Linked DNA regions of Mus musculus: all the other regions are linked to region 1. A link is a loop called in an ENCODE intact Hi-C map of the cell type or tissue named here. Cell type or tissue: gastrocnemius. All regions are shown on one strand.

Region 1 (8,000 bases):
GCCACCACTGCCCAGCTTGCAATCACTGCTCTTGTTCAATTCTTTTGCTGAGTTCTGTGCCTTTCTCAAAATTTCCAGGTTTCCTGAAAGCAGATGTCCTCAACTTGTGTATCGTGACTGCTTTTTTTTTTTGGGGGGGGGGGTTCTACATATCAAATATGTCCATTAAGATTCAAAGCAGTAGCAAAGTTACATTTATGAAGTCAGATCAAAATAATCTTATGGTTGTGGGTCACCACAACATGAGGGACTGTATTAAGGGTCGTCCGGAGATGCTCTATTCTGTATAGGGTCTGTGGTAGAACTCACTCCTCCTGGTAGCCCAGCGAGCACTTTACCAGCTAAGCTATTAGTTTATTTATGGTGTGGGGTGTGTGAGTGCATGGTGCTACAGCTAGACATAGAGATCAGAAGTCCTGGGGATCAAACTTAGGCTGTCAGTCTCAGTACCAACCTCTTCTACCTCCTGAGCCATCTCACTGGCCCCTCGGATAGACATCTGAAAATTCCTTCCTTGCTGGGCATGGTGGCCCAAGCTTTTAACCCCAGCACTCAGGTAATAAATGCAGGCTGAGCTCTTAAAATTGTAAGCCCTTATGTAGTGAGGTCTAGCACACCCAGGCCTACATGGTGAGATCCTGCCTCAGCAAAACAAAACAAAACAAAACAAAACAAAAACCAAGGGGCTAGAACAGCGGTTCTCAATCTGTGGGTTGCAACCCCGTGAGGGTCCAATGGCCCTTTCACAGGAGTCTCCTAAGACCATCAGAAAACACAGGTATTGACATATGATTCATAACAGCAGCAAAATTGCAATTATGAAAATAATTTTATGATTAGGGGTCACCACAGCATGAGGAACTGTATTAAAGGACCACAGCATTAGGAAGGTTAAGAACCACTCGGCTAGAGAGACCACTCAGTGGTGAAGAGCGCTGGCTTCTCTTCTAGTGGACCCAGGTTTGACTCCCTGCACCCACACAGCATCTCACCATCATCTGGTTCTGATGCCCTCTTCTGATGCCTCTGTAAGCTCCAGGTATGCATGAGATACACAAATGGATGTGAAGATGGAACACTTATCCATATACATTTTAATTAAATAAATAATAAAACGTTATTTAAAGAATGAAACAATCTCTCCCTTTAGGAAGGAGCAGCATCTTTATCAGATCTGATAGGACTAAAGGCATGCACCATTATACTTGGCTAAATCTATCTGATTTTTAAAAATGATCTGAATTGTTCCTCAGACTTTTAAAGCCATTTTGAAGAACAAGGCTCTCTCTTACTGTTAAGATGTCTAAACCAAGGACCTAGTCTTAATCCAGGAGGGATCTACTTTTGGATTTGGCTTTCTGCCCAAGTGGCCATCTGCTTTTAAGTCTGTCCCACGACTAGAAAGCCAGACAACGTTCCCAACAAACAAAAACACTGAGAAATTCTTGGAAGATCCAAAAGCGGATGAGTGTGGAAGTCCCAATTAAAAAGCGAATACAAACACTCAAAAGAAAAGTGAGGCTTCCATGTAAGCCCTTGGAATTAGCCCCGCCCCAGTGTGGAAGGGGCCATGGGAAGGCAGGTAGGTGGCAAGTCACTTGCTGAAATGGTCTCCTGAGGGTGTGAGCAATGAGCATGTCTGATGTCGGCAGAAGCCATCAGAGAGGTTAGTAGCCCATCTAGTGCTTTAAGGCAGTGCTTCTCAACCTTCCTAATGCTGTGACCCTTTAATACAGTTCCTCATGTCATGGTGAGCTCCAACCATACAATTATTTGTGTTGCTACTTGATAACTGCAATGTTGCTACTGTTATGAATAGCAATGTAAATATCTGATATGCAGGATATCTGCTTTGCGACCCCTGTGAAAGGGTCCTTTTTTTCCCCCAAGGGATTGCAACCCACAACTTTTGAGACAGGCACGAAACTCAGCAAAAGAATTGAACAAGATGCTAGGTGGTGGTGGCACACACCTCTAATCCTAGCACTTGGGAGGCAGAGGCAGGCAGCTCTCTGAGCCAGCTTGGTCTAAAGAGTAAAACCCTGTCTTTAAAAAACAAAAAAAAAACAAAAAACAAAGAAACCAAAAAGAGCAGTGAGTTTAATGACCACCCTAGACAGGGTCAGGCCACCTGCCAAAGCCTGCCTGTCACCTGCTTTGCATGGCTCAGACCTGGCTCTTATAGTTTGCAGTCAGTTTATTGATAAAGGTGAGAGACCAACTCTTTTAAGTTCAGACTCCATTTCAGAGATCTTGACCTAAGTTTGGAACTCAAAGCCTGTATCTAGTATTAGTTTCCAAGTTACTCCCCCCCCCCAAAAAAAACCCTGAGCTCCAGTTTCTAGGCTAACCCCGACAAGCTACGTCTCCAGGTTAGTCTGCCCCAACAAATCCAGTGTTTCTAGGTTAATCCCCAACAAGCCTGCTCCCTGCCTAACAGCCACCACTGCAGAGTGAAGCAGAAGTTAAGTTCATGGTTTGACTCCAGCACCAGCCAATTATGTTAAAGGACATAGTAGCACTTCCTGCCCCCACCCCCACCCCCCAATTAGAAGCTTGCCATATTGCCCTTACTTGCCACGTTCTATAAATCCTTGCCCTGATAAGTGTCCGGAACTCTTCTCCACCAAAACCGTGCTGCAAGTTAATGGTGGGCTGAGCCCAAGCTAGTCGAATAAAGATCCTGGTGTGATTGCATCGGATCAGCTCCTGACTGGTCTTTCAGCCCCCTTCCTTTCTGGTCTAGATTCATTTCTGTTGCTGTGATAAAAAATACCTTGACCAAAGGCTGCTTAGGGCAAGAAAGAGCTTATTTAGCTTATAATTAATTCCCCGTTATGGTCCTTCATTAGGGAATCCACAGCAGAAGACAAGTCATATCATATCTCCTGTCAGCTGAGGGGAAAGTGGGTTTTTAACCTCTTCCACTCTTATCTAGCTGTTTCCAGTCTTACCTAGCTGAGGACCCTGCCAAGGGAATGGTGCTGCCCACAGTGGGCTAGGTTTTTTTTGGTTTGTTTGTTTGTTTTTTGTTTTTGCTTTTGTTGTTGTTTGAAATGTGGTTTCCCTATGTAGCATAGTTCTAGCTGCCCTGGACTCACTTTGTAGACTAGGCTGGTGTCAAATTCACAGAGATCTGCCTGTCTCTGCCTCCTGAGTGCTAGAATTAATGTTATGAACCACCAGGACCGGCCTGGGCTAGGTCTTTTTACATAGGTTAACATTAAGACAGACCTCCACTAATAAACTCACAGGCCAAGCTGGTGTAGAGGATTCTTCCATGGGACTCTTTCCTGTTAGGTGGTTTTAGGCTGTGGAAAAAGTTGATTCAAAACTGACCAGCAGGCTTCTGTAAAAAGAACTTCAGTCTTGAACTGCGTTGTAGCCCAGCAGCAGAAAACATGCTCTTATCAGTTAACAGTTTCCTTAAACAGGAAGGTAAACAACTCAAAACAAGCTTTAGGTAGTCCCTGAAACCGACAGGATTCACTAGGCCCCTCCCCAACAAAGCAAGCAATAAAAGCTGAGAGTTCCCCCTCCAAATAGGGAAGCTAAGCTGCAAACATTCTGAGACCAGAGCAGGTGCCTAGAAGAAGCAGAAACCAGCTGAGCCACCTGGAAGAGATTTAAACCAACTGAGGCACCTGGAAAGGACATTCTCCAGCCTGCTGAGCTGCCTGCAGGCTGTGTGGTGTCTCCAGGTTCCCAGCTTTGTGAGCTGTCTCCCATGCTGGGTGGGCTTTGGTGACATGGCTGTCTTTGAGTCATTTCTGTTCCTATAAGTAACCCCAGTGATTCTCATGGTTCACCAAGTTGGATTTTCATGGTATCCATACTTTGGTCTGTTAGAGGCTCCCTCTTGTGTATAGCATCTGCCCAAAAACTTTATCATACAACACATGCTTAGTGTGTACAAACAAGGTATTGGGCTTAATCTCAGGAAAGCAGTGGTGGTGGTGGGGTTGTCCATTTGCCTCACTGTAATTCTGTATGCCCCACATTCTGTATTCAGTCACGATTACAGTTTTATTTTCACCAATAAGAAGGCTGTGAAGTCGGGCAGGAGAAACGGCTCAGCAGCTATGAGTCTTTACTGCTCTTGCAGACAAAGGATGGGAGCTCAGTTCCCAGCGCCCACGTGGCAACTCACAACCCTCTGTAAGTTCAGTTCTAGGGGATCAAATGCCCCCTTCGGGCATTGCATGGGCGTAGTGCACACATCTCCGTGCAGACAAGAAATCCATATACATAAAAATCAAAATAAATACATCTTTTAGAAAAAACCAAAGTAGAGGATGTTGTGAAAACGTGTACTTCTTCTAAACAGAAGAGCCTGGAATTGAAGCTCTGAGGTCTGCTCATTTCTGCTACAGAACCTTCTGCCCTGACCTTCAGCATGGGCTGGTGCCCTGGGTTTCTTAACTCCCCACCCCCATGCGCCTCCAGGGCCCAGTGCCTTTTCCATTCCCAATCATTTACCTTTAGCACCACCTAGTGGAAGCATTTAGTATAATCGGCTCCAGAGAAGTCCCTCTGTGGCGGGGGCTTCTGTGTTTGCGTCCCAGGGCAGGCCTTGTGAAGAGGAAAGACTGCATGGCACTTCCAGGCCTTGCCCCGCTGTCTCCTGGAAGGTATTCAATAAGCCTTGTCCCGTGGATGAGACTTACAGCGGAGGTGAGATGCGGAGGCTCGCTTCAGGACAGTGTGTAGAAAGAAGCACTTGAAAATTCCCGAGTGGGGACACTCTCCTAGGATAGGCTGGAATCCAGAAGTGACCCTTGCCCGGAGGCAGCCAGAGAGACTCAGAATGCTACAGTGGTCCTGACCCGGAGGCTGGCAGGTGGGGAACCAGTCTCTGGGAACAAAACTGGCAGGGTCCAGCTACTTGAGGCATGAGCGCAAACACAGATCTCATCTTCGCCTCCCAGTTCTGCACCAGCAGCTTACAGACCCTGTAGAGGTGGGGCTGAGGGACCAAGAGGACATTTCAACCTGGAAAGCGCTGTAAAATCAGTCATCAGTGGGCAGGTCTTCACCTGGCACCCTTCCAGGAACAGAAGCTAAGAGAGCTGCTTGCTCCCTGGTAGGGGCCTGGCTGTCTATTCTCCTGCTTCTCTTCCCGCTCTCTTTATGGCAAGTTTCTTACACGCACAGCCCGCCTCCGGCTCCACCCCTTGTGTCCTCATACCGGGCTTAGCTCCTCTTCTTCACCGTGTAAAACTGTTCAGTCCGTGAGGAGAGAGCTGCCCTGAAACCTGTAACTAGACGATGCCTCCCTGTGCAACCCTTCTCTGAAACGACATTAGCAAGCCAACGTTTGTTATTAATGCAAGAGTAACCTCAAGTCAGGACCACTGTCCAGAGCATGTCTCTTCACCCAAGAGCAAAACCCAGGTCCGAGATTCAGTTTCTCTATTGAGTTGGATTAGGGCAAAGGGTTGGAAACCAGATCCATTCTATCAGACTGGGAAAGCTGGCCCCACTCCTCACCTTCCAGCTCCCTCCACACCCCAACCCCAAAGTATTGCTTTCAGCATAGATAGCAGGAGCCAGCTGAGAGAGAGAATGCAGATCTACCCCAAAGCCAGGCCTTGCTCCCCACTTCACCTACAGCCCAGGTCTCTTGTTCTGCTTGGTTTTGTTTTTGCACTTGGCCTGTGTGCTGTGGAGAAAACAGACTTTTATAAGCTGCATGGGGTGCATGGCCCTGGCTTGTGACAAACTCTGTCCCCTCCGCAACACCCACCCCAGCCCCTGTGCTTTTCACACATCCTCTCTGCAGACAGCACCCAAGGCCTTTAGAGACCAGGCAACCAGACAGGCGACTTTGTCATTTTGTAAGCCCCCGAGACCTGGGAAGTGGGAGACTGGGAATGCCACACAGGGCCTTCACATGGCACTCCGAGGTCTACACCCAAGTCCTGTGGAACATAGAGGAACCACCAATGGTTGAGAGGCTGGGTCAGGTACTCAGATCCTCTGAGCCCCACATAGTTAGCCTTGGGGCCCGTGGGAATCCTTGGCTAGGAGTTCCAACTGCGGTGGCCTCTATTTGACAGGCTGCATCCAGATTCACTTTTCTTCCTGAACTCTAGCCCAAAGAAGATGGAAAGTTAAACAAAACAAGCAAAAAACCAAAACCGTACTGTTCTTGCAGAGGACTCTGGGTCAGTTCTTAGCGCCTCCATGACAGCTCCCAACCATCTGTAACTGCAGTTCTAAGGGGGCCAATACCCTGTTTTGACCTTTAGGGGACACCAGGCACACACATATACATGCAGACACAACACTCATACACATACAATAAATAAATCTAAAAGTAAAATGGAAAGGACTCTGGCCTCTACACTGGTTGTTGAATTTTCCTTTCCAGTTGCAATTGCTTCCTCGATAGGAGTTCCTGGGGAATAAGGGTGACAGGCCTTCCATGAGTCTCCAGAATCACACTGAGGAGGTACAGGGAGCTTTGAGATTGCCCCAGAGAGGGGCTGTGATGGTTTGTATATGCTTGGCCCAGGGAGTGGCACTGTTAGAAGGTATGGCCCTGTTGGAGTGGGTATGGCCCTGTTGGAGTAGGTGTGTCACTGTGGATGTGGCCTTTAAGACTCTCATCCTAGCTGCCTGGAAGCCAGTATTCTGCTAGCAGCCTTCAGATGAAGATGTAGAACTCTCAGCTCCTCCTGCACCATGCCTGCCTGGATGCTGCCTCGTTCCTGCTATGACGATAATGGACTGAACCTCTGAACCAGTAAGGTAGCCTCAATTAAATGTTGTCCTTTATAAGACTTGCCTTGGTCATGGTGTCTGTTCACAGCAGTAAAACCCTAAGTAAGACAGGGACCTAGAAGTTGGGAGCCACACATTGATGAGCTCAGACGAGAGCTGTGCAAGGAAGCCAAACCCCTGTGACATCAACTCTGACATTAGGCTGTGACATGGTGTGACAGGATACAAAGGAGAAAGAAAAGTGACAAGGTCGGGCTTTGCAACCATGCTTAGCCCCTGAAGGCAGGAGAGCCAGCAGGTAGAGCCAGCAGCTTCCAGGCTGTCTGGACCTGTATTAGTTAGGGTTTCTACTGCTGTGATTTTTTTTTAAGGCTTATTTTGCCCTATGACTTATGAGCCCATTATCCAGGGAAGTCCGTGCCAGAACTCAAGCAGAGCCTGAAGGCAGGAGCTGATGCAGAAGCCTTGGAAGAGCGCTGCTTAGTGTATTGACCCTCACGGTTTGCTCAACCTGCTTTCTCATAGTCCTCAGAACCACCAGTCCGAGGATGGCACTGCCAACAGAGAACTTGGTGCTCACACACTTAATTGTCAATCAAGAAAATGCCAACCCGGGCTTGACCACAAGCCAATCTGATGGGGAGTCTTCCAAAAGGCTCTAGTTTGTGTCAGGCTGACATGAAACCAGACAGCCCAGGGCCCAACACAGGCCTCCTTAGGACTCGCCTGCTCAAGCTCTCTCAACTCCACACACCCCTGCTCAGCCCAGGAGGAGGGCTTGTCAAGGACACATAGAATTGTGAGTGACAGTGGCACCTTCCTCAGGCAAAGCACCAGACCAGCCTTGTTTTCTTTAAAGGAAGAAAAAAATCTCAGCAGAGCAGTAGGGGCACATACCTTTAACCCCAGCACTCGGGAGGCAGAGTCAAACGGATCTCTCTGAGTTCGAGTCCAGCCTGGTCTACAGAGTGAGTTCCAGGACAGCCAGAGCTACACAGAGAAACCCTGTAGAACCCAAACCTCCCAAATTGTGTGCTCCCCGCTCTCTCTCTCTCTTACTTTTCTCTGTCTCTCTGTGTCTCTCTGTGTGTGTGTGTGTGTACACACATGTACATGCATGCATGTACCCTCAGAGGCCAGAAAAAAGCAGCAGATCCCGTGGGAGCTGGAGTTAGAGGTCGTTGGGTACCAGGTGTTGAGAACCAAGCACATGACCTCTGTATAAGTAGCATAGTATCTATCTCTTTACCTGCTCCATCACCTCTCCAGCCCTG
Region 2 (8,000 bases), 110 kb before region 1:
TGAGCTGGAGAGATGTCTCAGCTGGAGAGAAGGTTAAGAGACCTGGCTGTTCAAGAGGACCTGGGTTTGACTCCCAGCACCCACATGGTGGCTGTCTGTAACTCCAGGTCCAGAGGATCCAATATCCTCTTCTGGCCTCCAAAAGTACCAGGCATGCATGTGGTGCACAGAAATATACATGTAGGCAAAACAATACATATAAAAAAAAAAAACTAAGGACGTTTTATATTTATTTATTTTTTTTTTCCCAATGTTTCTACCTTTATTTACAAATATCACACAAATGGACTCTAATTGAATCTACAGGTTTAAATCCATCGGCTAAAAACATATTACATATTGTAAACATGGCAATATTTAATACAGTATCTATTCTAAAATATTTTCATGTTCATGATCACATTTGTTATACCTGAAATTGAATTTATACACATTAAAGAATTACTAGCAATGGCTGCTCACTTTAGTTGAGGACTGGGGGCTAGGGCTACATTTTATTATCTCAGAAACATCTTCAAGGTAAAGTTAAAGCTTGTCTTTGATTGGCTCGGTGTATCCTTTTTTGTATCCAGATTTAAAATGAAGACCGACACAGGAAATAGCTAGGGCCCCTTCTAATTTACAATATTTTAAAAAATCAGTTTAAGATTCTGAGGGAAAGTGTCTGTTGTGAATTAAAAAACAAAAAACAAAAAACAAAACACCTTGCAAAATAAACTTAATGAAAGAAGTGTTTGAGACGGTTGGGTGGAGACCCGCTGGCCGTCAGTCTTCCTTAGGCTGCAGCTGTCGCTTCCAGGCCTCATTCAAATAAACTAGTCGTTTGTAGTTGATGATGAGGAGGAGGAAGTTCAGCACATATGTGGTGACGCAGATGATGCAAAACTCTTTCAGCACAAAGTACAGAATGTAGGCCAGGTACAAAGAGCCCACCACAGACACAATGGAGGAGGTCATGAGGACCAGAGCTGCAACTGCGCTGGCTGTCATGCCAAGTAATAACTGTAGTATATAAAATATAAGTCCAAAGACACTGTTTGGCTGGTTTAATACACCATCTTTTCCAAAAATGGAACCCAAAAGACCAAATCCTCGACCCCATCTGGAGGCCAGGGCGGCGGAGCACTTCACCCAGGGCCCCAGGTCGCAGAGGGCCCGGTGCTCCGGGTCCCTCTCCTTCTCCCGCTCCACGTGGTAGGCGTAGATGGAGAGCAGGATCCCGGCGGCGCACACTGCATACCGGGCCACCCGTTCCCAACGCGGCACCGACACTCTCAGCAGGACGGGCGCCGCCATCTTCCCCCCTCCGCCGCCGCCGCCGCCTCCCTCCGCCTCCACCTCAGACGCCGCCGCCCGTCGGGGCCCGACCCAGCCGCCGCCGCTGCCGCCACCGCCTCCGCCGCCCCGTTTTATATTTATACAAGATAAATTTACTTACACAAATAAGCTACATATTTATTCAAGACAAGAAAAACTGTGGTGGTTTAAAGTTGAACAGCCTCCCCTCTATAAGCTCACATTTCAACACTTGGTTCCCAGTGTGGAACTGTTTGGGAAGGGCTAGGTGTGCCATTGTTGGAAAAGATCTGCCACTGGTGGGGAGCTCTGAGGTTTCAAAAGACTTCTTTGACTCCCAGTGTTCTCTCTGTGCTTCTAGTTGTGGATCTTCAAGATGTAAGCACTCAGCCTGGCATGGTGACATACCCTTTAATCCTAGTACCCAGGAGGTAGAGGACAACCTCTGTGAATTTAGCTCCAACCCAGTCTACATAGTGAGTTCCAGGAGCACCAGGATGCATAGTGATATATAACTAAGAACACCTATAGCTACAGAGAAACAGCTCTAAGGTAAGAGGACCAGGCACAGGACATAACCATACTCCAAAAGGGCTTCCAGATCAAAATCCTCTCTTGTCCAAACTCTGTCTCTTCTAATAGGGATACTAATACGAGAGCCATCCCTTATGGATGAGAACCAGCTATCAACAAGGACAGGTAAGTGGCACCCCAAAAGAGCCACACTTAACTCCATAGATTGATAGTCAAAGATTATCAAGGAAGTAACTAGAACAGCTGCCTGATGATGTCACATATGTATTTAGTTACTAAGCAATGGCTAAATTATGCTCCCACAGAAGGCTCTTATTCTAGAGGCAGCCATGTTTGTATCAAATTCAGCAAGCCTGCTTTAGCCAGGTATATAAGTCTTTTGTTCTACGTAGAAGTACGTGGTAAGAATATGGAGCTGCCGTGTTCTGCACACCTCTTAGAACCAACAGGTAGTCTATGCTAAGCCTATGCAGCAAGTTTCTTGATCCTCAAAACCTCTACACACATGTGCTCCTAATGTCACTTTACATGCAGGCAACTAAGTATCCAGGATTCAAACCACTGTTCCAGCACCTGCTGGTTGGATATAGCACCGTATCCTCCAGAGCTGTGCTGAAGGTCTGCTACTCAGCTGGTGTTCCAATCAGTCAGAGGACTCTGGTGACATCAACACATTAATTCCCCAAACTGCTTTTGCTCTAAGACTGAGAACATGATGACATCACTTGGAGGAAGGAGGTCACTGGGAACATGTTCTGGCCCTTTCTCTCTCTCTGGTTCGCTGCCCCTATGGAGATGAGCAGGATGGAAACCATGAGCCAAACCAAGCCTTTACTCCCAGTACACTGTTTTCTCAGACATCTGTCACAGTAGCAGGAGGGGTCGGGGAAGAGAAAGAGAAAAACAAAACCCTAACACAGTCACTCCACAATGCCCGCTGAATGTCCACCACCCTCCTCAGACTCAGTGTGCTGCAGGCCTGAAGGCCACTCCTTCAGAAGCAGAAGCTGTGGCTCTGGGGCTTCCCTGCTGACTGTGGTGGGAAAGCAGGCGCCCTCCTCATGACTCACAGCCCTCCTCTGTGGCACTAAGGGGCTCAAGTGGGCTTTAAGGTGTGGCTGAGTGGTAGACTGCAGGTCTAGGTTCAGGAGTGCATTGGAGATAACAGTTACTAAAGAACTCCAGAAAAGCACAAAAGCACAAAAAGCTATCACCGCTCTTTGTTAAAAACGGACTGGGTCTAGCATATGGTTTGTGAGTTCACACTCTGGTTCACACTCAGACAGTGACTCCTTCCTAAAGGAACTAAGCTCTAAAGCTTGAGCAGTGTTCTGGGTTCCGAGGACTCCCCGTGCTGCTGCCGAGGGATGAGAAGCCAGGGATCTCCATCCCGTCAGCGGGAGGAAGAGGGCACACACTACACATCAAGAGCTTCAATACAAGTTCCAGCAGCTGAGCGAGTGACTTGGGCGCACAGGACTCCCAGCTAAAGGCTCCTCCCTTATGGACCTCTTAGAGGCATGCAGGGCTTCTGCAGGCACTCAGTGAGCTGCCCATCACGCATGAGACAATGGACAGTGCCTCAGCCCAGCTCTTCCTAGAGGCCTCAACATCCCAGTTACATAAGTGGCAAGGACAGCATAGGCCACTGACAAAGCCAGCTTGAGGTATGAAGGGTTTGAGCTCATGGTTTGATGACACAATCCATCAGTGATGGAGATACCCCAGTCTGAGTCAGCTGGTCACACTGCATTCATAGCCCGGAGAGCAGAGATGGGACTCAACTAACTTCCTCCTTTTTATTTAGCCTAGGACCCACACCCATTGGACGTACTGCCCACATTTAGAGTAGGCCTTCCCTTCTCGGCTAAACCTGGATACGCCCTCACAGACTTGACTAGACGTATGTTTCCTAGGTGATTCTAAATCCAGTCCAGTTGATGGTACAATAAACATATAACCTGCCAGCAAGAAACTAATTAAAAAAGCCACATTGGTGGCCAATGCCTGACATCTCAGCACTTAGGAAGCTCAAGAGGCAAAAGGACTGCTGGGTTCAAGGCCGCCTGGGTTGCAGAACATGCCCTAGGCCATCTGAGCCACAGTGTGAGACCCTAAGGCCAGCACACAGTAAGCCCTCCTTAGACAGTTATTAAGCAATCCTGTTTAAGAGGCACTCCTTAGGAATCCAGGAGCAAGAATGTGGCAAGAGTGCCTAGGTTCCTACTTCTAGTGACTTTTCTAGCTGTACAATGTCACACGTGTCCCAGAGCCAGTCTTTTGCCAGCATGCAGAAGCTTAGAGGTTAACAGATGAGGCCACAGCTGCCCTTGGCCCCAGCTGGAGGCTGGCATAACCTCCTCCTACCATTTCAGGCCTGATAACAGGTATCAGGTACACAAAGGATGTGTTACATAAGACGTCTAGCTTCACTTTAATCCCTTTAGTTCATTCCAGAGGAAAAACCAAGAGGCCTTCCTGAGGCCTACAGGCTACTGCAGAAAGCACGGGGGTCCGAGAACTGTGCTTGCCTGTCTTCCCTGAAAGATGAGAGGAAGCTCTCCTCTGAAATCCCTGCCAAGCACTAGCCGCAGAGGGCAGCAGTGGTACACACACGGCCTTCCCAGGCCACTTTCTGTCCCATGGGTACACAAGCTTCTTTCTTACTCATTACCTGCACAGAATATTCTTCAGTCCCTAGGAAATGTCTGCCTCTTCCGAGTCACTGTGCAGCCCCAGGGTGAGGTGGGCAGCCAGCAGTCTTTAAATAAGTGTACACAGTTAGTCATTCATTCCACAAACATCTCCCACATACTAGCAACTGTCCTAAACTGCTAACAGTCTCTGTCCTCCTGGAGTTGATATTCTCCCTAGGATACCCTGCCATGCAGCTAAGTGACAGAGCCACACAGTGTGCTAAATTCTAGGACAGAGGAAATATAGGTGCTAGGGAAAGAAGTGTGAGGGACAGGGACTTGGTGAGATCAAGTATGTCCTCAGAAGACTCCAAAAGACGGGAAGTAGGGACAGGTACCTCTCAGTAAAGGGACAGGAGAGTGACGGGCCTGCTATGTACTAGGCTCAGGGAGGTCAGCACCAAAAGCTGCAGAGGGACCAATGGGATCTCACCTACAGGATGCACAGTAACTTGGACTGGACCTCTGCACTTAGCTTTTCAGAACTAAAACCACGCAGTAAGACATGCTATTTAAAACCAAGCATGGGGCACTTAAGAGCATTTACTGCTCTTGCAGGTGATGCCAGTTTGGTTCCCAGGATCCACGTCAGACAGCTCACAACCATCTGAACACCTAGCTCCAGGGGAATCCGATGTGTCTGGCCTCTTTGGGCACCTGTGCCTCATACACATGTCCCCTTTCACTCACACATACACTCACATAATTAAAAGTAAATCTTAAAAAAAAAAAAAACAAAGCCCAAGCTTGTATATTTTGTATCTGTCCTTAGCTCTGCACATTATCCAACCTCAATGTGAGAAGTTACCATCTATCCTGGGACCTGTTTCAGCTGCAAGTTTACCCTATGGATAAGCTCAGCCAGGAGAGCTAAGAGTTCACTGTGGGACTGTTCAGAAAAAAAAAAAACAACCCTGAAAACTCAGAGCTACTTTGGTGTCCATCAAATGCTGATACTGTAGCGGGGAGAAGTGACTCAGAGGCGTGAGTCTGGCACCAGGGAGGCTGAGGAAGTAGAACCGACAAGGTCAGCTTTCCCAACAGTAAACTCCTGTCTGAGAAAGGAAAGAAAGATGAGAAGAGACTTAAAAGGAGAAGAGGAAATACACTTGAAGCATGGGGCACCAGGCAGCCAGGACAAGGGCTGTGCAGAGATGGAACACAGGCAGCTGCGGGGCAGCATCATACGTGTCCTGCTGGACGGCAGCAACTGTGACCTCTCAAAGCTCATGGCTACACAGTCCTCACTCAGTCACATGTGCCCCTGGCATGGGGAGACTCTACTGTTAACAGCCTCCTGAGCTATTTGAAATGTCATCCAACCACACAGAATGCTTTTGAAAGAAATACCAAACCGGCAAAGACATTTTGTTTCCTGAATGATGCCATGTTGGGATGAAGGGTGGTCCCACATGGCCACATCCCAGGACAAGCCTCCCAGCTTCGAGAGAAATCAGCCCAGTGACCATGCATGCCCCTCCATGGCCTCCACAGCTCCAGCTCTGCTCGCTTCCCACCAAACTGTCAGTCCCCAAGCCTCGCCCTCCCACCCCACCCCCAGAGCACACAGCTCTGACCAAGTGGGTACTCTACTGCCACTGCACTGTAGGTACAGCCAGTTCACGCCTCCTGTCTGCCATGCCCTTCCTGCACTACAGACCTGGGTGAGGCAGGCAGTATCCTAGCCTCAAACTCCCACTCAAAACCACTTTCAATGTCTAACACCTTTTTGTATTTTGTCTGTCTGTCTGCCTGCCTGCCTATCAACAGGGTCTCTCTACATAGCCCTAGCTCTCCTGAAACTCTGTAGATTAGGTTAGCCTCAAACTCACAGAGTTCCATCTACCTCTGCTTCCTGAGTGTTAGGATTAAAGGCTACACCACCACACCACAAATGGGAACTCCGAGGGCGTGGGTCTGTATCACTGCCCTCTTTTCTTCACGGCCTTCTCTGTAGCATCCACGTTTCTTTGGATACCTCACTCTGCTAAAACTTGTCAGACATTTTAGGGGGGGGGGCTGAAGTCTGAGTGACTTTGAATCAGGGAGATGAGATCCACAGAAGGAAACTATTTGAAGAGGTTTTAACTCCAGTGGCTAAAATTACTTTATCAATACACCTGTCCCCTTCCCATTTTATTCTATGTTCTTTTCTTCAAGTCCTTCTAAAGGCTGAAAGAGAGCCCAGCACTACCATATTCATCACAAGTGGGTTCAGCGGCTCAACAACAATGAAAAGCTCAGGCTCTGCTCCCTCCAACCACACAGGCACCCTCCAGCCCAGCTGAGGCCCTCTGCTGCCAGCTTCAGTGTGTGTCCACTCAGTCCCTTAGGAAGAAGGACAGGGGTCCTGCATCTCTTGAGCACACAAACCACCTGGTTCAGGCCTGAGCTAACACATGGCCTCACACCATTGGTTAAGAAGAAACATGTGTTTCAACTCAGCTACCTGGCACAACCTATTTTGCTTCCAATGACTTCATCTGGAAAAGGGAACATTCCTTAAAGGAAGTGATAGAGATCAGCAAATAAAGTGACTTCTCTCTCTGGAACGCGGTGTGGAGCCCTCAACAATGAGCGGGGAAACTGACCATCAAAAGATGCTGGATTCTAGAGGCTGCTGCTAAAGTGGAGCGGCCTGAGACCCAACACTTGGTCCCCCACCTGCCAGAGCACTTGCCAGTCTAAACAATGAGAGTTTAGAGGAGGAGTATAGTTTTTAATTCTTCTAAGAATTTCTCTGAAGATGTAGTTGCCTTGGAAAATACTGCCTGAAAACTAAGTTGCCTAGAGAAGGATTTTAAACCATGGATGACACAGGCCAGCCCATCAAACTACAGAGTGGGCTGGTAAGAGGCAAGCAACTTTAGGAGCTCCGTGAGGACACAGAACCATTTTTCTGAAAATAAACCCTCTTAAAAACCCCAATTAAAGCCAGGCGGTGGTGGTACATGCCTTTTATCCCAGTTCTCAGGAGGCACAGGTAGGCAGTTCTCTGTGAGTTTGAGGCCAGTCTGGTGTCTACAGAGTTCCAGGACACACAAGGCTACAAAGAGAAATCCTGTCTCAAAAAACAAGAACAAAACAAAAAAACAACCAACCAACCAACCAACCAACCAGAAAACAACTCAGAAAAGGACAGGTGTTTCACTCAACATTCAGGGCCCTTCTTTCCACAGGAGGGACAGAGGGTAAGGGAGAGAGCATCAGGAAGGGTGAGAAAGATCATCCCTTCCCAAAGTACCCCAGTGAAGGTACCCCACTCCCACACATGGACCTCCCACTTAGGGACCAGCTTCCACGTGGTCATGGGGCTTTAATTCTAAATGTCAGTCCTTGGTTAGTTAGCATGAACAGTCACACCCGCTTGGGCCCTCCATTCTCAGCACTTGGCCATTCGAACCACCTTCACCTAGCCACCTTAGTCTGCTTTCCTCTACTGTACAGATCAGCAAGGCTCCCTTCGACCTTCTC
Region 3 (8,000 bases), 130 kb before region 1:
TAACACAGGGCAGAGAGAAAAAGCAACTGAAGAGTGTTAGCTGTGCCCTCCCAGAGACGTGGAGAGGCCCGACACTGTCCCACCAGGTCTGGAATGTGCCCAGGTCCTGCAGGACCCATGCATTGCTGAAGTGCTGAGGAGTGAGACCCCAAGAGACCCCTGGATAGAGAGAGGAGACACAGAGAGCGAGGTGGAAGCCAGAGAGAAGTGTGTGTTCACCAACTTTTTGGCCTTAATGTCCTCCTTCTCACTGATGCTGCTGCCCGTGTCGTCCTCGTCCTCGAAGGGGTTGTAGCTGGACTGTAACTGCGTGGACTGGGCGGGGTTGCTCGGGACACTAAGGTTGCTATGGGGAGAAAGAGAGCTTTCAGGGACCACAGCTGGGGGCCCACTAAAGGCCCTGCTGAGGAAGACAGTATCTCTAGGGTTATAGCGGCTCCTCTTCCGATGAGAGGAGAAGGGTGTTGATGGAAGATTATTTTAGTCAGACATGTGGCTATATGTCGACAAGTCAATACACCTTGATCAACTCTAAGTTAACTGTTCAGCACACGTGCACAAGTACTTCCTGTTTCAGGGTTCTCCAGTCCCCTAGCCCCTCATTTCCACACAAGGCTTAGCCAGTGAGACAGATGGATGGGAAGCAGCAGCCACAGGAAGACTGTATCTATGGAGCAGGGTACTCCCCAGCTCTGTGGTGACCCTTCTAACTACTAAATAGGTCACTGGCCAGCTCCTGGTGCTGGGGTTTCCGCATTCAGAACTAAAGCTTGCTGCACAGAAGGGTCCTCTAGTGCTCTGGAGTCAAATCATTCTTGTAACTTTGCCAATTTCCTCCCACACCAGTGTTAACACGGGGTCCTATGGAGAGGGATGAGGGGCTGCCGGGTGCAGAACACTACTGTCAGGGAGCCACCACAAGAAGAGCATAAGAAAGAGTCACCCAAGGCCAGCAGTACTCAATCTGTGGGTAATGACCCCTTTGTACGTGTGTCAAATGATTCTTTCACAAGGGTTGCTTAAGACTATTAGAAAACACAGATATTTTCATTATGATTCATAAAAGTAGCAAAATTACAGTTATGAAGAAGCAATGAAAATAATTTCATGGTTGGGACCATCACACCATGAGGAACTGTATTAATGAATCACAACATTAGGAAGGTTGAGGACCACTGGGCTCTCTCAGCAACAACTGCCACCTACATCAGTGGCCATGGCTTTGGCCAGCAGCATCCTTAAACTGAGCAGCTACCACCCCAGAGCCAAGCAGGTGAGGATGGGAAACCCCTCAGATGCCAGGGCGACCCTGCCTGGCTGTTCATGGATAGGCAGTGTGTTTTACACTAGCAGACCCTCTGCACTCCTAAGCTCCCCATTCTCGATGACTTTGGAGGGTCTTGGTGCTGAGTATTGAACTGGTACACTCTCTCTGGCTAACTAGTTACTAGTTAACTGGTTACTAGTCCACAGGACCTCCGGAGTCCCAGTTCCTTCCATCCAATCTCTAGGCTTAAGCACAGCAGGAGGACCACTTGGTTCTGAGGTTGGGGTCTCAACACAGCTTTCTGCAGAGCCTCTAAAGCATAGTAGCTGAGCAGGACCAGCTTTGTGTGACTGGGAAGCCAGGGATGGTAGGGGCTTAGTGCCTGGGCCATAAGCATGTCACTAGAACCTGAGCTAAGGTGACCATTATCTAAGCATGGAGGCCTCTACAGCATACACTTTCCAGAATGTTCTAATGACCATAGTTGGTATTTGTTTTATCCACAAGCTTTTTTAGACCATGAAGTCAGAGTCTTGAAGACAAGGGGTGCTCTGTTCAGAGTGCTGGGCCTGAACCCAGGGCCTTGACTTGCCAGGCAAATGTTGATCTGCTGCTGAGTTACACTCCCAGCTTACTCAGAAATAACTAACACTAAGTAAGGGGACATCTGACCATCCCCCACTGTCCTGGCACCTGCACAAAGAAGTCCCCATTGGATGATCTCACTAATATGTCTCTATCGGCTGTGTCTACCCAGGGCTGCCCCATAGGAATGAACACAAGCAGCTAACACCAGCACCTCCCTTACCAGGTCAGGCACGATGTGCAAAAGGCTTCTTCTCTGCATTTTTCAGGAGCTCCAGCATGAGCAGAAAGAGAATAGAGAGATGGGCTCCACCCACCCAGAGCTCACGGAGTCCCTAGAATATTTGGGAATCATCCAAATGCCCAGGCGGATGGCATCCCAGGCCCTGCAGATGTTCTCATCTCTGAGAAGATAGTCCGTTTCCACTGAAGCTGTGACTGAGGCTCACCTGCCAGGCTTGTTCTGTCCAGACTGGTCACCTGTCTGGTTGATCCCTGTTAGGGTGACACCGTCAACAGCCTTCTTCTTCTCTCTCCGGCTGAGAGTTCGATTCAGATCTGCAGACCACTCCTGGGCAAGGCGCCACCGGAAGGAAATGGGAAGTTCATTTCTGGGGAACCACAGTGGTCCAAAACACCTGCTCAGCCAGCCCCACCCACCCGGTGCCATTGCAACACTTAGCCTTGTGGCCCCTGCTCTCCGGTTTCCCAGCAAACTTCAAGCTGCCTCTTAGACCTAAAGGTTATGGTGGTTGGCACCCATATAACCCAAAACAGCAGACTTTATAGGACATATTGGTGACAACAGAACTAGGTCTGAGGGCTGGGGATATAGTTCAGTAGTAGAGTGTCTACCTAGCATTCATAAGGTCATGGGTTCTACTCTCAACAACACACAAACCACACATCCATCTCCTCAGCTCCCATCCCAGAAACACTGCATCATGGCTGATGATGCTTACTGTCTTTTTGTTTGTTTCTGTTTTATAAATAACTTGTTTTGGTCAAAGGACATTTATTTTTCTTTATATCCTGACTTTAAAAAAAATTTATTTAATGTATATGAGTATATTGTAGCTGTGTTCAGACACATCAGAAGAGGGCACCAGATCTCACTATAGATGGTTGTGAGCCACCATGTGGTTGCTGGGAACTGAACTCAGGACCTCTAGGAAGAGCAGTCGGTACTCTTAGCCGCTGAGCCATCTCTCCAGCCCACTTACAGTCTTTTATTACAGTCCTGGAGAGCCTTCTAATCCCATTGCTTGCTCAACCATGGCTCTTAAGGTCCATCCTCCTTGTGCCAGCATTGGCTCTTGTGGTCTTAAGCCAGTCCAGTCCTGTGGGAAGCCTGGCTGAGACTGCCTCTGCCTCTGCTTCCCAAGTGCTGGCTGGAGAAGCCACAGTAGCAAGGGATCTCGTAGCTGGGAACAGAGCAGTGTAGTGGTACATCTGCCCGACTTAGGCATGCAGCTGAGTTGTGTGTTCTTTACAAGGGATTTTTGGGGTTGGAGATTTATTACAACAATGTCCTCAAAGGGTTTCTGTTTTCCCAACAAGAAGCTGTCATCAACTGTTGAAGTACATAGTTGGAAAGTGCTAGGTCTTGATTTTCCAGGAAAATACCATGTGTTATCCTTAATGAGTTCTTACCTTAAATCTCCATTTATCAAACAAATATTATTATAATCAATAAGATGACTAGTCAGGTAAAAGCACACTCCTCAAACGGGAGACAACCTGAGTTCAAGCCCCAGACCCCATGTAAAGATGGAAGAACAGTACCAGCTCTACAGAGCTGTCTTCTGACTTCACACTCCCTCTCTCCTCTCCCTCCATCCTCCCTTACAAACACAAATTTAATTTAAATCTAATGCACCTGGGGCACAGCTGTGTTCCCTCTTACAAAATATCGGGGTAACAAGTCATCGTAGATTGGCATTAAGCCTAGCTTTTGACTTGTCAGATGAGAAAATAGAGAGGCCAAGAAAAACTGAGCTCTCTACAGTCTTGGGCCGTGGATCTCAGCCCAAGTCATCACGTCTATTAATGACTGTGCTGATGGAAATAAGTGGGCTAAGACTCAGTTGGAACCTCAAGTTCCCCAGAGGACCTCTAAATATAGATGGACTCTTAACAGGGCAGCTCTTGGGGATTGGTGGGATCAGCACCAGGAACTTTGGAAGGAAGGGCTAATGTCAATCTCTCTGCGACAGAACTGGGGGCAGTACAGACAGGGGACTGAGTGGGCTGTCTACATGCAGAAGGAAGCTTGGTGATCCATGAGTTAGTCACAAAATAGGAACTTACTTCATCCTTGTGGCATGAAAAATGAAAACAACTTCATTAGAGAAAGTCAGACACAACCTGGTAACAGCTATCAATGTGAACACAGGGAACATAGGAGGGCTGCTTCCCAGCCAGGGGCCCACAGAGAGGAGCCCACAGACTCCGTGACTTCCTGGAGGGAGAGCCCTGGCCAGGCTTTTCCACAGTTCCCCTTGTTGGTATAGCAGGCGCTCTGAAGGAGGCAGCAGAGTATCATGCACATGGTGCCCTGAGCCACACTAGGTAGCATGCAGGTTGGAAGCTGAAGCCAAGCTATCCTAAGATGGCACTCAGGATCCTCCTTCCCAGTATGCTGTGCCAAGGCAAGGACCATTTCCTCTATGGCCCCTTCCACTAGGAAGGGCCCTGGACCCCAGTGTCTCCTGGGGTCCCCCCTGTTCCGCAGACTCCTGATGGGTATATGGAGCTCCTGCCAGTTAGAGAAATCAGGAATTTCCAGAGAACATAATGTGGAGTGAGGACTGATGCAGCAGTAGGAACTGTGGAACTTGTGCGGAGCCCAGGTCTGTGTGATAACCCAGCATTGATCAGCTGATGCCCTGCAATAACTCTGGGTTGCTATTCATACTTTAACATGGAAAAAACTAAGCCACACAAGGGATACCTGCTTGCTCCAGTCCCATAGCTGCTACAGCGTAAGGTCAGATGCAGCCCAGGCTCTGTTTACTGTCAGGCCAGAAAAGCCATAAGGCCTTGCTGGAGGCATCTGTCTGGCTTGGAGGACTCTTCTCAGCATTTACAGGGTGGGGGCTCATAGCACACCCAGTGAATGAGGAGCACAGAATGCCTATGTTCAGGGAACAAGGCTGGTGGTACTCTTGGCCACTACCTTCTACATCGCAGTCAGGGAACTGGGTGAGCCTGGCGAGCAAGCCCTAACCTCAAGATCCCAAGGCCCTTAGATTTTAGCATAAAGACACTGCACAGCCCACAAATCTGAATATTTACAGCCCAAGGCAGGAAAAAGCACCCAGAAAATGGTGAAGAAAAGCAGCTCATTGATACCGGCCCCACTGGGGCCCAATAGAAGGCCTGGAGACTGAAGGCCACTTCATTTCTGGGACACCCTGTACGGTGGGATAAACACAATTTGGCTTTTGGGGTTTTGTTTTTTTGGTTTTGGTCTAGGGCAAGAAGGGAATACCAATGCTAAGTGACGGTAGCTGAAGGCATTTAGATACAGTGCCTGGGACACTAGACACCCGTCAGGACAATTAAATATACAAAGCAGGGAGTGAGAACAACATTTGTAGCTCAAGTAGAGGGGCAGAGGTCTCAGTTCCCAATCGTAGGTGAACAGAGTTGTAGGCACACAGCCTCCTTACCTCAAACTGTGGCCAGTTCATAGCCATGCCTGGCCCATGGTTAGCCCGGAACCACCTCAGGTCCTCTACCGCATCTGCTGCTTTGATGCTCTGCTCCAGCTCCCGGTAAATGGTTTTATAGCTAAATCAGAGACAGAATGACAGCTCTATAAAAGACAGGGTCAGCCACCATTCCTCAAAGCAACGGCACAGCAGCCCCTGGAGCCTGCATGATCGTCTTTGGAGCCTGCACATGTCTGTTTCCCATAGATGAAGAACACCATTTCCTGGCCATCACATGCACAGATGCAGACAACCATCCTCTAGAACCTGGGACCACCAACAAACAGGAGGCACACTGACACTCGCCTGCATTGTCGTCAGATCATGTTGTGCTGTGTGGGTAGAGCTGTGCAGTCCCACGGAATCAGGTCATGTTGAGGAAGAAGCCATTAGAGCAGAATGTCAGGGTGCCCCCTCCATTTCTCTCAGGGGCTGGAGGGTTTCCTCCCCATGTGGAAGGCAGTGTGATGGGAGGAGGGCAGAAGTACAAGACCTAGCTCAGCCGCCTGGGGCCAAGAACATGGGTCTTGGCTGGACCTGGTATCTCACTTATTCTCTCTGTAGGTGGCTCTTTTTTGAGCCTCTGTTTCCTTCTCTGCTATGTGGACATACTTGGACATATTTAAGGATGGAACTGTGTTCTCCAAATACAACAGCTGAAGGATGTGAGCTCTGCTGAAGCAGCCTTATAGAGGTGAACAACTTAAAGCAGGGTCAGTAGAGTGGCCCAGTGACCAGATGTCCAGGAAGCTGAGGACCCCGGCAGGAAGGATCTGCCTGGAGCCTTCATGGGGAGTGTGGCCACACCTTGGTTTATGACTTCTGTCTTCTAGAACTGAGTGATGAGCTTCCCTGCTGACACCCAGATTCTGTTACAACAGCCCTATTGGTGACTACACATGTGTCACCCTCCCCATGGGTGGCTCAGATCATAGAGACAAATTGTACTGATTCTGGCCTTTGTTACAGGCCAAGTACAAATGGAGTAGAGGCTGTCTCACTCAGAGAAGAGCAGAGCACAGTCCCAACCCTCCTCAGTTTCTTCATCAGCATGACAAGGACAATGCTGTCTACTCTCCAGACTGTCACAGAGATGAAATGAATGACAACAGAACATCTTGCGGTGGCTGCTTCCATCATCTTAAAGAGACAAGGGACATGCCATTTTCTACTGACAGCAAGCTTTGACCTGACATTCATTTCTCAAGGGTTCTCCCAGATGGATGTAGGACATGGATTGCTCTCTGGGTCCCTCCTGATGTAGGCACACTGTCTCACTGTTCTGGTCTTCCCAGGACCTTCAGCCACCAAACTGTCAAGGTCAATCAGGCAGCAGGGATGAGAAGGCTTCATGAAGAGGTCTACCAAGCACTGTTCTGGGTGCAGAAGACATGCGGCCTGGGTGGTGCTGCATCAGCCCAGATGGATTTCTAGAGTGCTGGGTCTGGCCAGGGCTGGCTGTGGCACCAGAGGAGAGAGACAGTGCCAGACCCATTTGGAGCTGAGAGCATCGAGCCCACCCTGCCCGCCCTGCTCAAGCCTTCCATGACTGCGCTGCAGCTAGGCATTACCTTAGTCTATTGACACCAGGCTCCTGTGACTGACACTGCTGGCTTTTGCTGGGGGAACTTACCTAGCCACATTGGACAGATCCAAGTGCTTCTGAACCTCCAGCAGAACCTCCCGGAAGAAGCGCAGGCGCTTCTCTTCAAACTGCTGGCACTGCTCGAACACCTGCTCCATGTTCTCCATGTACTGGGGTGTGGTCTGATCAAGCTCCTTCAGGGACTTCTCATACTTGTCCTTGGTCTGGGTTGACAATGCCACAGACAGACGTTTGTTTCCATCTCACTTTTGTTTACTGCATAGGCCGTGTGGCTCTCTCCTCCCCCATAGACAGAGGTAAGAGACGGTCACCCCAGTATTCAGATGGGCTACTGATTGGCTTATAAGGGCTCTAACAAAACTCATACTGGATGGATTATTAAGGCAGGGCCCAGTTTGAGGAAGTAGGTCTCAGAGATCATGTCTCTTGAATCCTTCCTCCCTGTCTGTTTCCGTCTTCTCTACCACATGCTCCCACTGTCATGGTGCTCTAACTTGAGCGTCTATAACAACAGAGCCTAAGCAGCTCTACCTGAAGTCTCTGAAACTGAAGCAAGATAGGCTTTTCTATTCCTAGCTGTTTCTCAGGTATTCTATACAAGAAAAAGAACCGACTACCTGAGTGCCCTGAGAACTAAAAAGAGAGTTATGGTATGTTGGAAACTACTTTTAACTCTGCGTACAGGAACACATGCATACACGCATATTCTTCCAGGGAAGGTACTCTGGCCACTAGAACAATTTCTGTCTTCTCACACTGGGGCACCAAATGTACTCCATCTAACCCAGGACTCAGGCTCAGAGGCCCCTTTCTATATGTTCGACTT
Region 4 (8,000 bases), 360 kb before region 1:
TTTGCAACAAGTTCGGTCTATCGTGAGTTCTTGGGTGTCCGCTATTGTCCTGAGGCCTGAGCGAGGGGCTCCTTTCAGAGTCTTTCAAGTCATCAGAGAGGAAGGAGCCTCAGCTGAGGAAACGCCAATGCTGTGAGATCCAGCTGTAAGGCATTTTCTCAATTAGTGACCAATTGCGTAGGGCCCAGGCCATTGTGGGTGGTGCCATCGCTGGGCTGGTGATCCTGGGTTCTATAAGAAGGCAGACTGACTGAGCAAGCCATGGAAGCCAGCAAGCAGCACCCACTCATGGCCTGTGCATCAGCTCCTGCCTCCAGGATTCTGCCGTTTGAGTTCCTGACCTGACTTCCTTCAATAATGAACAGTGAACATTGTTATGGAAAGTGTAAGCTAAACAAACCCTTTTCTCCCCAACTTGCTTTTTTCAGTCATGGTGTTTGTAGAAGCAGTAGAAACCCTCAGACGGGTGGCTTTCCTGCAGCCGTCTTAAGGACAGCCCGCACTTCCACCTGATCCGTCTTCAAGTGACCATCTTACAAATGTAATCAGTTTAGCATCTTTCCCAGCAAAATCCAGAGCTGAGGGTGAGGGAAGGGAGGGCGACAGCAGAGGCATCCCAGGGAAGCACTGGCAAGTGACCTGGGAAAAGCACGAACCAGCCTCCCGTGTTCCACCTTCCACAGGGCTGTCCCGACTCATCAGGACGGTGACAGACAGGACGAGGCTGGGCTCCCTGTCTACTTTCTCCACTGCCCAAACTCTGAACGGGCAATGCAAATGCATATCTGAAACAAAATACATGCCCATCCCACACCATACACACACACGCACGCACGCACGCACACACACACCGTGATCCCCAGAGAAACGCTGGCAGGGTCGGGATTTGCAAAGTTTTACTTTAACTCTTTTTGCCCATAAATGACTAAAAAAGCCAGTGTGCAGGAGGCTGCCTGCTGCCTGCTGAAGGCAGCGCCAGGCACCAGGTCTGTCTCCAAGACAAGAGGCACTGCTCAGAACCCCCCCAGGCTGGGGACCAGACAGGAAGGAGGTTTGGGGTGGAGAGATAAGCCAGGGACCCCCAAGGTCTACCAAACTCTGTTGGGCTGACAACTTAGGGCACTCAAGACTGCATGGAGTCGGGGGCAGTGTGTATAGTTTTGGAAGGGTCCACGTGCTGCCCCAAGGGACCCCTGGCCAGCAAGTGGGGGCTGGCCTGTCTCTGCCAGACACCCTCCTAAGAAAACCTTTGGGTGTCACTGTCTAATGTAGTGTTTAGGGGCACAGGCCAGGCTATGGCCTAAGGCAGGTAGGTGGTTAGGTGGCAGGCATGGTTCCTAGGACCGTAGGTGACTATTTACCTTTCACTTCCTTTCTATAGACCACAGTTCATGGCAATGGGTAGACATGGTACTGACAGCTCACGCTCACGCTCTCCCTCCCTCTCTCTTCCTCTTCTCTCTCTCTCTCCTCTCTCTCTCCTCTCTCTCCCTCTCTCTCTCTCTCTCTTCCTCTTCTCTCTCCTCTCTCTCTCTCCTGTCTCTCTCTCCTCTCTCTCTCTCCTCTCTCTCCTCTCTCTCTCTCTCTCTCTCTCTCTCTCCTGTCTCTGTGTGTGTGTGTGTGTGTGTGTGTGTGTCTATGTGTAAGGGGGTAGTCACAGGACATCTCTGGTAATGGCCAGTTAGTACCAGACAGAAGCCTATTCAGAGAGTGGTCAACAGAAGTCACCTGATACACAGGCCTGCTCCCAAAGGGGCCCCCCAGGGGCCAGTACAGCTGGATGACCAGGGCTGGGCAGGCCAGGCTGAACCCAGGCCCCAGCATGGATGTGGGCATATGTCAGGGTGAGCGACAGTGGTGGGGAAGGAAGGGGTGGACAGGTGGTTGTGGTGAGTGCGTGAGCAGCAGGCACAGGCTTGGCCAGCGTCCAGCCATCAGAAGGTGAAGCATCGCTCCTTGGGATGGCCCACACGCTCCAGGTTTGGCAAACAGGCAAACTGGATCATTGGTGGGGGTCCACACATCAGTATCAGCGGCTCCTCCCCAGGAGTTGGAAGGTGGTCCCTGATCATCTCCTCATTCACGAAGCCCTGGCTATAGTCCCAGGCTGTAGAACAAGACCAGATGAGTCAAAGTGAGACCTGGTGCCCACCTGACCCCTGCCCACCTGACCCACCTGACCCTCCTGCCCACCTGACCCCTGCCCACCTGACCCCCTACCCACCTGACCCCTGCCCACCTGACCCTCCTGCCCCTGACCCCCTGCCCACCTGCCCCCGTGCCCACCTGCCCCCTGCCCACCTGCCCCTGTGCCCACCTGCCCCTGTGCCTACCTGCCCCTCCTGCCCACCTGCCCCTCCTGCCCACCTGCCCCTGTGCCCACCTGCCCCTGTGCCCACCTGCCCCCTGCCCACCTGCCCCCTGACCACCTGCCCCCTGCCCACCTGACCTTCCTGCCCACCTGACCCCTGCCCACCTGCCCCTGTGCCCACCTGTCCCCTGCCCACCTGACCCCTGCCCACCTGACCCTCCTGCCCACCTGACCCTGTGCCCACCTGCCCCCTGACCACCTGACCCTCCTGCCCACCTGACCTACAGTCCTCCTATCTGTCCTGCCCTCTCCCAGATGCTCTACGTCCCTTTCAGTAAACCTATCCTGCTAAACCCACTACCTCCTGACAGCCTACAACTGGAACACAAGGCCTTCGTGGCTCCCCTCACCCACCTTACAGTTTGAAAACCTGCCCCATAGCCCCCCCCACCCCAACTACCATAGGATTATTCGGTGTTGCAGTGCTAGGAATGGAACTCAGCCCATGAATGCTGAACAAGTGTCCCCCGGCCCACAGTGTGGCATTCAGATTTCACTGTATAGAAACCAAGGTTCAGCGGACCCAGAACTGTTCAAGCTCATACCAGCTGGTCTCCCTAAGGAGGTACCCAGCCCAGGCTGGTCGAGTGACATTTGCTACACCTTGAGCCCCAGCTACAGCTCACTGCCTGATTCTTCTGCCACCACACAGTCAGCCAATAGGTCTTGCTCACAGCCACAGCTGCATCCTGGTCCCTGGTGTGAAACTGTCACTCAGTAGTGAAACTGTTACTTGGTAAGTAATGAGCAAGCCAGGCAAGATTACAGGCTCATGAGTGTAATCCCAGCACTTGGGAGAGACAGGGGAAGTGAGTTCAAGGACAGCTGTAGGTCCCTCCTCTGGAAGTAGCCGCATGCAAGGACAGTCCAGGATCTGATCCCTGTGACAGACTCAAACTCTAGGCGTGGGCCGAGGCAACAGCTGCCCCGTCCAGGTCCAGCCACCCCCTCTCTCCCGCTTGGGCCTGGGGGCACAGCATTTCCTGTTCCTCATAAGAGGCACTGTGTCGTGGAAAAGGCAGCCCACAGAGGCTAGGGAGGGCTCTGGTCCAGTGTTGACTTTAAGGACTGGCTGACTGGTTCTGGCTACTCAGAGAAACAATCCTGCCACCTCCCAGTCCAGCTGAGAGCACCTGGTTCCAGGCCAGCCCCTGAGCTGTGCCCAGTGGGCCCCTCCTCTAGCTTGGGTTCAGAGGTAAACAGGAAGAGGCAGGAGCAGAGCAGAGGGCCACTGGGCCACTGACACCTGCCACTGAGGCTGCTCCCTAGGCCCAGGGCTCCACCAGGCCTGGCACAGGCCCCCAATCCTTCCAGTCCTCCTCACTCAGGGTCATCTCTGCCTTGTGTCTGCCCTTTGAAACCCAGAGCATCCTTGAAGCCCTAAACACCAACAGAAACAACTCAGAAGCTCAAGGTAAAAAAGGGCACAAGGGGGGTGGGGGCTATAGAGATGGCTCAGTGGTTAACAGCACTGACTGCTCCTCCAGAGGTCCTGAGTTCAATTCCCAGCAACTACATGGTGGCTCACAACCATCTGGAATGGGATCTGATACACTCCTCTGGTGTATCTGAAGACAGCTACAGTATACTCATATAAATAAATCTTTTAAAAAAAAAAAAAGGCACAAGGCCAAGGAGACAGCTCAGTGGGTAAAGGCGCTTGCTGTCATAAGCCAAGTCTACTGACCCAAATTCGACTGCATAAACTTGTCTTCTACCCCCTACACATGTGCTGTGGAATGCAGTCCCTAACACACACACACACAGTAATAACTTTAACAATTTCTTGAAAAGGTGCTGCCTATCTGATGTGTCCTCTGCGGGTTCCCAGGTACAGGAGGAACTAATACAGTCCCAAGAAACACCAAGACTGAAGAATCCACTGTGCGTGATCCATAATGTCCTCCAGCTCATAAATACCATGAGCTAAGTAACGGGACATATTTCCCTTTGTACCCTGGCTGCCAGGAATGTCAGAGTGACACACAAGGCCCACGTGTATCTGACAGGCATCACAGCCATGGTTTGTGTGAGCCTGACTCCACTTCAGGCCAGCCCTTGTTTTTCTTCCATTCCTAAATTGCATTTGCACCCCTCTGACTCAGCTCATTAGTCACTGCAAGCTTCCTAGGAATGCTCTGGAGCAAGGCGTGGTGTAGGCACGGCCTAGGCATAAGCATTCTGACAGTGCACGGTACACAGGCCAGGCTCACAGGGCCTTTTTGTATGGTGTTTCGTTATTCAGGTCCCAAAGGTGACCCTGGGAGACCTAGCATTCGCCGTATGTGTGGGCCTTGTGTCTGGATCTTAAGGGCCTGTTGCTGCTTCTGCGTGGGCCACGGTGGTACTGGATAAAGGGACCGGCCAGGCGACTACCCAGCCTTTGTCCTAGCCCTGGGAAACCAGCCCTGGGACAGCCCAGTCTGCATTTCCACAGACCACCACAAAGGGGCAGCACTGGCCCTGACCCTGCAGGAGGGCAGTCATTCTCCAGATAGCTGCTCCCTGGCAAGCCCACCTCCCACTCCTTTCTTTCCTAGATGAAAAGCAGCCCTTCAGACACCACACCCAGTGCTCCACTGACTCACACACACATGGCTTGGCCATGTTGAATAGCTGCTCCTTCCCACTGAAACTCCTTCTTGCCAGGGGGAGAAGGGAGGCCAGGGCTCAAAAAGCTCTAGAAATCTGGGACTTGCCAGGGCCTCCCTGGGGTTACAGAGCAGTGAAGTGTGTGGGGAGAGTAGACTCTTCAGTGGAGTTGCCTGCAAGGTGCACGGTCACGAGTGGGCCCATGCTGGGGTGGCTTCTTGCCGATGCGGCTACTTTTGAGTCACCAGGTCCCAGTAAGAGACCCTCATCAGGCACGCTCCTCCGAAACCCCACTAAACTCCTTAGGCACCAAGGTGGACTTGGGTGGAATCATTGCCTCTCTACCAAAGGTAGATACAAAGAGTTGATCTTTCTGCTCTTTACCCAAGATAAATACATTGCCCTCTCTGCCTGGGGCTAATAGAAACAGTCTATCTTTGCCTTCTCTACCTGGGGTGACTAGAAACAGTCTCAGAGTATGCAGGGAAGGGATGGGGGCTGTTTTCTTTACAGTGTTGGGTTTTGTTGCTTTAAGAGGACAGGGTCTCATGCAGCCCAGGCTGGCCTTGAACTTGCTATGTGGTTGAGAATGAATGACCTTAACGTCTGATCCTCCTGCTCCCACTTTCCCTGACTGCTGAGACTTTGAGTATACGCCACCATGTCCCACGTGGCTGTGCTGTAGGTCAGACCGGGGCGCCCTCAGGCAGAGCGAGCCTTCCTTCCATCGACTGAGCCCCAACACTCGGGTGATCTCTCTATCCCCTGATTTTTACACGAAGCAGGAGAAGGAAGAACACTCTCACGGGGTCTCACTCCCTCCTTCCAGCACAGCTCCTCCACAGCACTGTGAACTCAGCCCACAGCTTATGCAAGTGCATGGCAGAGTCAGGGCAACCAGCAGCTATTCAACAGCCCAGCCCCTCCCCTGGAGTGACCAGAAAACACACATACAAAGGCTGTTATAGGTTACCAACTACACAGAAGCAGCCATCCAACCCTCAGCACTGCTCCAAGGCCTGCCCCAAAGTGAGCCAGGCCCAAGGAGATAAGAGGACTTCTCTGCCAGCCTGGGGCAGTGTGGGAGACCAGGAAGCAAGGTCTGGGGTCCCCACCCTGGCTCTGCTGCTCCCTAGCTGTGGGCTGTGGGCACTTCCCCTCTGAGGTTTGATTCCTCCACAGCCATGAGCAGGCCACGAGAACTGCATGGGCTGCCTCCTGCTCCACCAGGGGTTTCCCGTGCTCACCATCAGGGGCTTTGTCCACTGTGTACCAGAGCTTGAAGCGAGCAGAATGTTCGTTCCTCAGTTCCTCCAGCTCAGGCCGCAACAGGATATCTTTCTCGGACTGCAGGAGACAGGCCACCCAGTCAAGACAGGTGACTCAGGGACTGCCCTTGGGGACCTCACCAGGGACAGACCCCAGGTTGAGTCATCACCCCCCTGTGGGTTATACTCAGCAGCTTAGAGGCAGATGCTGATGGTCACTGGAATCCTAGTGACACAGTAGCTCTCTCCAGCCACCATGTCTACAGAGCTCCTTAAAGCCACCGGCCAGCAGGCTCCTATAAACAGACCTGTGAGCCGGCATGGTGACACAGGCCTGTGAGCCCAGCATTCAGAGGCTGAGGCAGGACAATCTTGAGTTCAGGACCAGCCTCCACTATAGTAAGTTTACTGCCAGCTTAAGCTCCTCCCTCAGGGCTAGAGAGTTGGCTCAGCGGTTAAGAGCACTGACTGCTCTTCCAGAGGTCCTGAGTTCAATTCCCAGCAATTACATGGTGGTTGACAACCATCTGTAATGGGATCTGATGCCCTCTTCTGGTGTGTCTGAAGACAGCTACATTGTACTCACATACATAAAATAAATAAATCTTATTTTTTTACACAAAGCTTCTCTCTCTCTTTCTGTCTCTGTCTCTGTCTCTGTCTCTCTGCCAGACAGACCCTGGGGAAAAGACCTGAATCATATCTGAGAAGCACAGAGTACCAGGGTTTGGCCTCTATACTGCAGGACACGTGGGACTCGGCTTGGTCTCCTCAGACACCACAGGCATCACATCACTGCATATTCCAACCTAACACACGGGACCGGGGAAGGCTCGAGACAGCCTTGCTTCCCCAGCCTGTTCTCCCTGTGAGAAGTGCAGAGGTGAAGGGCCAAGCCACCCATCCCAGGCCTCACAGCAGCTCACAAAAGCCAGGCTTCAGCCATGTTCAGAGCACTGTGAGGGCTTGAGTACTGGGTACCTCACTTCCGCCTCTGCCCCAGCCAGTGTACCAAAGTCCCCAATCTGCGGGAGGTGAAAGGCTGCCCCAAGTGTGGAGCACCAAGTGTGGAGGGAGGAGTGGACCAGGGTGAGGCCCCGTGCTCCCTCTGCAGCAGCCACCCACACCCGATGCTGCCAGGATGTCTGCACTGCCTCTCATTCCACACATCCTTGGCATCTCTGCGGAGCCATTCAGATTCTTGCCCAGGGCCTGGCCAAGCCCCAAGCCTGCACATTCTGGGGACTGTCCACTGACCTGGTTGGCAAAGAGCAGATAGCACACGGTGTGGTCGTTTGGGTCCTTCAGGACGGCTCGGATCACCTGCAGCATTGGGGTGATGCCTGTAGAAGAAGACCCACATACCCTGAGTGAGTGCCTGCCAGAGATGTGTGGGATACCCAGGCCTGGCCTCAGACCTCCCTCCTACCATAGGCCCCCTCCCGCTCCCACACACACCCACCACGGCTCCGTCAGGGTTCCAACCCTTACCTGTCCCTCCTGCAATCATGCCTACAGACTTCACCGTCCTGACAACGGGGTTGGACTTCTTGTCTGCACGGATGGCAAACTTCCCTGGGAAATGGAGGAAGGAGCAGCTGAGCCCTGTGGGGTCCTGGGCAGGGAAAGCCCAGCACAGCCCTAGCAGGCTGGAGTGAAAAGAGAAGCCTGCTCGATTGAGTCCTCTTACGGAAAAGAGGTAGCCCAGGTGGGCAGACTGGGGGGTTCCCACGCAGGCGTTGGCTGGTATGTTTGGGGACACTGAGTAA

What was found. Hi-C counts contacts between places; a loop is a spot of excess contacts. Peaks named below come from ENCODE experiments on the same cell type or tissue, not always from the same donor. Only the 100,000 strongest peaks of a DNase experiment are listed, where the experiment ranks them.
Region 2: it touches region 1 in a loop (2.5-fold over the local background); 5 of 42 quality-filtered maps call a loop at or near these places.
Region 3: a loop joins it to region 1, with 2.5 times the contacts of the local background. A loop is called at or near these places in 13 of 42 quality-filtered maps.
Region 4: a loop joins it to region 1, with 3 times the contacts of the local background. A loop is called at or near these places in 11 of 42 quality-filtered maps.

What each region holds. Positions count from the first base shown.
Region 1 is chr15:83,513,846-83,521,845 of GRCm38, forward strand. It overlaps a transcript of Ttll1 not described here. Among named protein-coding and RNA genes, the nearest start is that of Ttll1, 6.9 kb to the left of the region's middle. In gastrocnemius, a CTCF peak has its summit at 4,489 (motif pointing left); DNase peaks (open chromatin) are centred at 1,376, 4,461, 4,999 and 7,374; H3K27ac peaks cover 644 bases.
Region 2 is chr15:83,404,810-83,412,809 of GRCm38, forward strand. All of the region lies in intron 1 of Pacsin2 (protein kinase C and casein kinase substrate in neurons 2), which reads right to left. It also overlaps the pseudogene Gm5417. Among named protein-coding and RNA genes, the nearest start is that of Gm41368, 23 kb to the left of the region's middle. In gastrocnemius, a CTCF peak has its summit at 4,430; no DNase peak of the experiment used is centred here; H3K27ac peaks cover 4,090 bases.
Region 3 is chr15:83,379,461-83,387,460 of GRCm38, forward strand. Pacsin2 (protein kinase C and casein kinase substrate in neurons 2) reads right to left here. Exons shown (of 11, transcript NM_001159509.1): 6 at 7,202-7,377; 7 at 5,527-5,647; 8 at 2,302-2,423; 9 at 224-346. Gm41368 (a long non-coding RNA gene) reads left to right here and starts at 6,219. Exons shown (of 4, transcript XR_875509.2): 1 at 6,219-7,470. In gastrocnemius, a CTCF peak has its summit at 4,378; no DNase peak of the experiment used is centred here; H3K27ac peaks cover 2,601 bases.
Region 4 is chr15:83,152,616-83,160,615 of GRCm38, forward strand. It overlaps Cyb5r3 (cytochrome b5 reductase 3), which reads right to left. Exons shown (of 9, transcript NM_029787.3): 6 at 7,723-7,806; 7 at 7,489-7,574; 8 at 6,211-6,310; 9 at 880-2,107. The coding sequence ends at 1,935. Among named protein-coding and RNA genes, the nearest start is that of Rnu12, 7.0 kb to the left of the region's middle. In gastrocnemius, a CTCF peak has its summit at 4,818 (motif pointing right); DNase peaks (open chromatin) are centred at 1,887 and 4,814; H3K27ac peaks cover 3,683 bases.